2 separate regions of the Homo sapiens genome follow, and region 2 is linked to region 1. The links are chromatin contacts, found by POLR2A ChIA-PET in ENCODE. All regions are on one chromosome and are shown on one strand. Each heading gives the region's core, a stretch centred on a gene start or an enhancer-like site at or near the end of the contact. The rest is flanking DNA. Distances are from core to core; before and after follow the strand shown.

Region 1 (3,058 bases), core at 541-3,040:
TGGGATTACAGGCATGAGCCACCAGGCCCAGCCGAAGTTTTCTTTTCTTGTTGATTTCTTTGTCTGGTTGGAATCAGAGTCCACACCTGGCTGAAGTTTTTGTTTCTTGTTGATTTCTTTGTCTGGTTGGAATCAGAGTAATACTTGCCTTATAGAATTAGTTGTTAATTGTTTCCTCCTCTTCTATATTTTGGAATAGTTTCTTAAGTGTTATTCTTTAATTGTTCAGTGGAATTTACCAGCGAAGCCATCTGGACCTGTGCTTTTCCTTCTGGATAGGTTTTTTTTTTTTTCTTGCTAATTCAATTTCTTTAATTATGTTAGATCTAGTCAGATTTTTCTTTATGCCTTCTTGAGTTGATTTAGGTAGTTTGTGTTTTTCTAGGAATCTGGCCATTTTATCTACTTTATCTTTTTTAAGCATAGTTGTTCATAGTATTCCTTCTTATTCCTGTTTATTTCAGCAAGGCTATTAGTGATGGTTCTTTTATTCTTGCTTGTATTAAATCTTCTCTCTTTTTTTTCTTAGTTTCACTAAAGGTTTGCCAATTTTGTTGATCCTTTTAGGGAACCAATTCCTGGTTTCATTGATTTTCTTTATTGATATTCTGTCTCCTTCTTTTCTAATCTTTAATATTTCCTTTCTTCTGTTTGCTTTTGGTTTAGCTTTCATTTTTTCTAGTCTCATGCCTCTAATGAAAGGCCTCATCTCTTCCAACTCATTCTCTTCAACTGTTGCCTAAGTTGTTTGTATATCTGAAACATAAATTTGATGGTGTCACTTAGAAGCTTAAAAGTCTTCTCATTGTTCCCATTCCTTAAAAAGTAAAATTCAAATTTTGTATAATGGCAAACAACACCTTTCATAATCTTAACCAGTTTACCTTAACAATCAAACCCACCTTTCCAATCACATAAAATCACCTGGAATTTATATATACATTTTTAACCTCTTTTCCTTTGTACTTGTGTTTTCTCAATTTGTTCTTTTCTCCTACTGACTTTTTAGAAAGTCACCCACGCTTTTTAGTTATTTCCTTTTCCCTGGTACCATCACACTTTGCATCAACTTCTTTTAGAACAGTTACCAAATTATTTATTAATACACGCCTTCTTCATTATTCTTTGAATTCCAGGATGTGAAATCCCATTTTAGAAATTATGTCCCAGTAACTGACACATAGTGAGTGGTCAGTGTTTGTGGAGGTAGGAAAAAGTGGTATGGTCTGATATCATTTCATCTGGAAATAAGATGATGTATTTCAGCCAGTGAAATCGAAAAGAGCGATGGAAAATGACCTCACACTCCATAGGGCTTTGGTTCGTAAGACACAGAGAATACTGATATCCTTGTGCGAAGAACTAACTTGCTGTTGAGAGATCAATTCAGAGGATGCTCAAGCTCCGTTATCACTTTCATTTTACTAAACTGAGAAAGGAAGGTTGAGGAATGCATCAACGGTTAAGCACAGTGCAGGTTCCTACAGCGACTGGAGTTTTTTGGTAGTTGGGAGTGTTTCCCTCAATCTTTGGGCAAGCCGTCAGCAGTGGCAGGAACAGGAACAGACAGCTGGGAAACCCTTTCTTTCCCCAATCGTCTTCTAGCTTAGCTTTAGGCTTGTATGCCCATCGCGCATGCGTCAATTTTTCTCTTTTAAGATGGGCGGGGCAGAGTCTTTGCTCCTTTGGCGATCCTGAAGGGGTGGAGCTAAGCTGTTTCCAGGGTGACAGAGTGGCGACCTCGGTGGTCGATTGAGCAGGTCTGAGAATTGTTCCCAAAGGGTTGTGCGTCACCGAGTCGTTGGCGCTGTCATGGCGGGTGTGCTGAAGAAGGTGAGACGAATGGAGGTCACTGTTGGAATTTAGACTGTGGGGGTAGACTCAGTCCGATAGCCCTACTTCCCGCGGGTGTTGACCCCTACTGTCGCGGGCTCGGCGGTGCTTTTCGGGGACTCGTTCTGCATGCCTTACCGGGTAGGGCAGGTTAGTGGTTCCGCTCCGAGAGTCAGGAAAAAAGCTCCAAACAAGCGAGACTGAGAGACCAGTAGCTGGCTTTAGACCAGTTTTAGCCGGGGGATTCGTGGTTTTGTATTTCCTTAGCGTGCTGGATGTATGGAAACCGTAGTAAACAGCATGAATCGTGTTTTGTTTTTGAACAGACCACTGGCCTTGTGGGATTGGCTGTGTGCAATACTCCTCACGAGGTATGTACCTTTGTTCTTTCTTCGTTCTTGAATTCCCAAGGAAGACTAAATTCCTGTCACTTTGCTTATTGCAGGGTTAACGGGATACAGATGTTTCAAGCCCTTAATTACAAGCCGCGTGAGCTCTTGAGACACGGGCGCTGTCCACCTACTTCGTTGATCCGATGTCACATTTTTATTTATTTTTGCCATGACCTCTTTATTAAGCCAGTTTTCTTGTTGACTTTTTCCTTGACATTTTCATGGCTTCACTTGTGCTTGCTTCTGTCAGCGCCATCTCAAATTTATATCTCCGTTTTCCATCTTTTCTCCTTGCCTTACCGTTTCTGCTTAGGTGCGTTGGATTACATATATTTAGGCTTACTAAAGGTACTGCCCCCTTTTCCTTCTGTTAGGTCTTTTCCATCTGTATTCACGAATGTTTTCATCAAAAAAACCCACAAAATTTTTTTATTCTTCTTGTCCCTTCTATAATCACACCATTTCTTTGCTTCACTTTACAGATAACTCAAAAGAGTTATCTCTATTTTCTCCAATTTCTTTCTTATTCACCCTTGAATGCACTCAGTCACCCTTGGCGTTTTTCAAGTTCACCAATTATCTCCATGCTGCCAAATCCAATGGTCAGCTCATATTTCTCACCTTCATTGACCTAATAGCAGCGTTTTTTGACACATTTGACACTTTTTCCATCACGCTCTTTTCAAGTTCACCAGTTATCTCCATGTTGCCAAATCCAATGGTCAGCTTATGTTTCTCACCTTCATTGACCTAATAGCAGCGTTTTTTTTTTTTTGACACATTTGACACTTTTTCCATCATGCGCTTTCTTTACTGGGCTTCAGGACTCCCCC
Region 2 (3,220 bases), core at 721-3,220, about 21 Mb before region 1:
ACCATAATTCTCCATTTTTTTCCCATTATTTGTTAATTTATTTCACATTTACTGAACTTATCTTGGTGAGACACACTGTGTGGCTGGAGAAATAGCAGGGAAGGAAATAGACAAGGCTCCTGCCCTTAGAGAGCTAGCTCTCTAGTAGGGGGAGACAAATCATTAACAAGTAAACTGTGCTAGAGTGAGGATTCAAGGGCCAACAACTAAATTTTGGTCCTTGTTTTCCTGGAGCCTACATTTTAGGGTAATTAAATAAAATATAAAAGACCTCAACACTGACTGGAACATAATAATTGATCAGTAAGTGTAAATTTTTATTACTGCTTAAAAAATTGGTTACAATCTGCCATTGAATTCATTGTTCAAGATTTCGTTCTGAATATTGGTGATGTGTTTTTGCCATTTGACTACCTTCTATAATTTGCCTTGCCTGTTTATATCCTTGGTCATAATTTTTCTGGTTTGCCTTTTACTAATGGACATGTAGTTCTGAGGCAGAATAGGGTCTGGAGGCAGGGAATGTTAAGGCCGATTCATGCTGACTTCCTGGAACTAAATCAAATTGCAGTACTTCAGCAATGACAGGAAACATCCTCTCCATTTACACAGGGCTTATATCCAGTAAATGACTTTAAAATTTACTTCATCCTCTTCATTTACATAGGGCATAAGCCAAGTAACCAATGGAAACCTCTAGCTGGCATTTAAACCCCAGAACATTCTCTAACGGCACTCTTGAGCCCCTATCCTCGGGCGCTCCCAACCTATGGGGTGTACTTTCATCTTCAATAAATCTCTGTTTTTGCTTCATTCTTTCCTTGCTTTGTGCGTTTTGTCCAATTCTTTGTTCAAGACGCCAAGAACCTGGACACATCAACTGGTAACAGCTCTTCATAGGATAAACACATGGCAACCACTTGTCTATTACATGTGCAGATAGTTTCCTTGTACCCCAATTGTCTTTTAGGTTCATTAAGGTCATATTTAAACATGGACTTTTGAAATTTGTTGTAGCTAAACCCGTATATAAGCATTTAGGCTTCCTCCTTCTTTGGGTCTTTTCTTGTGGACTCCCATGCACATAGCTGTAAGCTTTTCCCCTGTTAAACTGTCTTAAGTCAATTTAACCTCTTAGGCCCAGGTGGAAACCTTAAGAGGGTAGAGGGAGATTAGGTTCGCTCACTATTGGAAAAGCCTGTATTGCAACAGTGACGCTCTGCAGCTGCAGATAGGTGGCTTAAAGTTTCTTCCAACAAAAACATTCTGTTTCCACAAAGCAAAGTAAGGAAAGCTCTTAACGGAGTGTTCCCTAAAGAAAGCTTTTTTTTTTTCTTTGAGATGGAGTCTCGCTTTGTCGCCCAGACTGGAGTGCACTGGTGTGATCTTGGCTCACTGCAACCTCCGGCCTCCCGGGTTCAAGCGATTCTCCTGCCTCGGCCTCCCGAGTAGCTGGGCCTACAGGCGCGCGCCACCATGCCCGGCTAATTTTTTGTATTTTTAGTAGAGACGAGGTTTCACCATGCTGGCCAGGCTGGTCTCGAACTTCTGACCTCATGATCCGTCCGCCTCGGCCTCCCAAACTGCTGGGATTACAGGCGTGAGTCACCGCACCCGGCCAGGAAGGAAAGCTTTTAACCCGACGGCTCAGGGAGGACACCGGTAGCAGGACTAGAAGCAGCACAGTGGAAAGTAAGTTTGGCTTGGAAGCTAGGTCAAGCATGGGTGATAGGGAATTCGCCACTTAGTTTGAAGCAAATGGCCTCCTTGTTAAAGCTGAGTGCAGAGGGCCCGGCAGCAGTACTACAGCTAGCAGAACCAGCCCAGAAAACGAAGCCTTGGAGACTTGAGGTGGGTAGTGCCGGACGCAGAGCACAGGGCGCGGCTCCCACTTGCCTCCGGCTCCCGGAAGCGGGCGGGGCCACCTCGCGTCCCGGGGGCTAAAACCTGCGAGCGAGGACCGCGCGCCAAGGCTCCTCAGCCGAGCGCCGAGCGGTCGATCGCCGTAGCTCCCGCAGCCTGCGATCTCCAGTCTGTGGCTCCTACCAGCCATTGTGTAAGTGCGACTGCTGCCGGGCGCGCGGGCCGCGGAAGGGGGCGGCCGCCTCTCGCTCCCCAGGTTCCCGGATGGTGATGGGTTCGCGGAGAGAGGCGGCAGGGGCAACCCCTCGGACCTCATAGCGGCCCGCGCGGCCGGTCTCCGGGGGCCCCCGCCCGCGGCGGTGCTGTAGGCGAGCCGTGGCGGGTCCCCAGCGCCGGGTGCTGCGCCGCAGCTCAGCTGGCTCCTGGGTCCCGGAGCGCGCCGCTGCCGAGTGCCAGGTTCAGGCGGCTCCCGTGCTGTTGGTTCTGCGCGATGTTTAATTAAAACTGAGAGTCTAACTTCACTTTTTTTTTTTTAATGCAGAGGCCAATAATCCGTTATGGAGCATGCCTTTACCCCGTTGGAGCCCCTGCTTTCCACTGGTACTGTATTTCTTTCCACGGTTTAGTGTCACTGACGTGCCCCTCCCCAGCGACGGGAACAGGTCGAAAGGACGGGGCTCTAGAGCCAGCGTGACTTCCAGCCTGGGTTCTGTCCCTGATTTCCTAGCTCTGTACCGCTAAGCATATCAGCCTCTCGCCGGTCTCATTTTCCTCATCTGAAAAATGAGCTTACGTATCAGTCCTTGCTGTGAGGACGAAATGACAAGATACAGTGTGTGTAGTCCGTGTGGAGCCCAGTAAGCGCTTCCCGGCTGTTGCGCCTCCACCAACAGCGCGAACAAATCTGGAACATAGCGGAACATTAGACATTGCAGGCATTAAGGACGGTCATCGTTGCCTGACCGTGATGCATTTTTAATCCATTGAAAGTGCCCCGAGCTTATCTAATAAAAGATTGGCAAATGATTATATCAAGTGTTTTAAATCTATATAACACTCAGGATATTTTATTCTTCTAAGATTTGAAATTACTGTGTAACCGAGTTCAGGCTGGGCTGCTCGCTGCTTGCAGAGCCAATCAACAAGGACGAAGGGCCCGGAAAGGAAAGTGACTACTTTCCAAAGCTAGCAATGGGGAAGTAGTCCAAGCTTCTGCCTTAACGAAACCATTTCAAATTTGGACAAAATGTAAGAGCTTATAAAGGGGCGCTTGGTATTGGGGCTCGGGGGCCCCAGTCTACGTGACTTGCTCAGATATTTATCTTGGGTTTTTGCCTCATCTGGTGAATGGGCTGGC

The links. ChIA-PET counts read pairs that join two places held with the same protein, here RNA polymerase II (POLR2A).
Region 2: POLR2A ChIA-PET joins it to region 1 with 6 read pairs in CD4-positive, alpha-beta T cell. The contact joins the promoter of TPK1 here to the promoter of NDUFA5 in region 1. POLR2A ChIA-PET finds 5 or more read pairs at or near these places in 4 of 52 experiments (CD4-positive, alpha-beta T cell, CD4-positive, alpha-beta memory T cell, CD8-positive, alpha-beta memory T cell and 1 more).

What each region holds. Positions count from the first base shown.
Region 1 is chr7:123,556,550-123,559,607 of GRCh38, reverse strand. NDUFA5 (NADH:ubiquinone oxidoreductase subunit A5) reads left to right here and starts at 1,790. Exons shown (of 5, transcript NM_005000.5): 1 at 1,790-1,833; 2 at 2,160-2,204. The coding sequence starts at 1,813. RefSeq lists enhancers at 1,313-1,452, 1,713-1,762, 1,503-2,081, 1,318-2,517, 2,082-2,660.
Region 2 is chr7:144,834,803-144,838,022 of GRCh38, reverse strand. TPK1 (thiamin pyrophosphokinase 1) reads left to right here and starts at 1,970. Exons shown (of 9, transcript NM_022445.4): 1 at 1,970-2,056; 2 at 2,405-2,463. The coding sequence starts at 2,421. RefSeq lists an enhancer at 1,760-1,829 and a silencer at 2,130-2,229.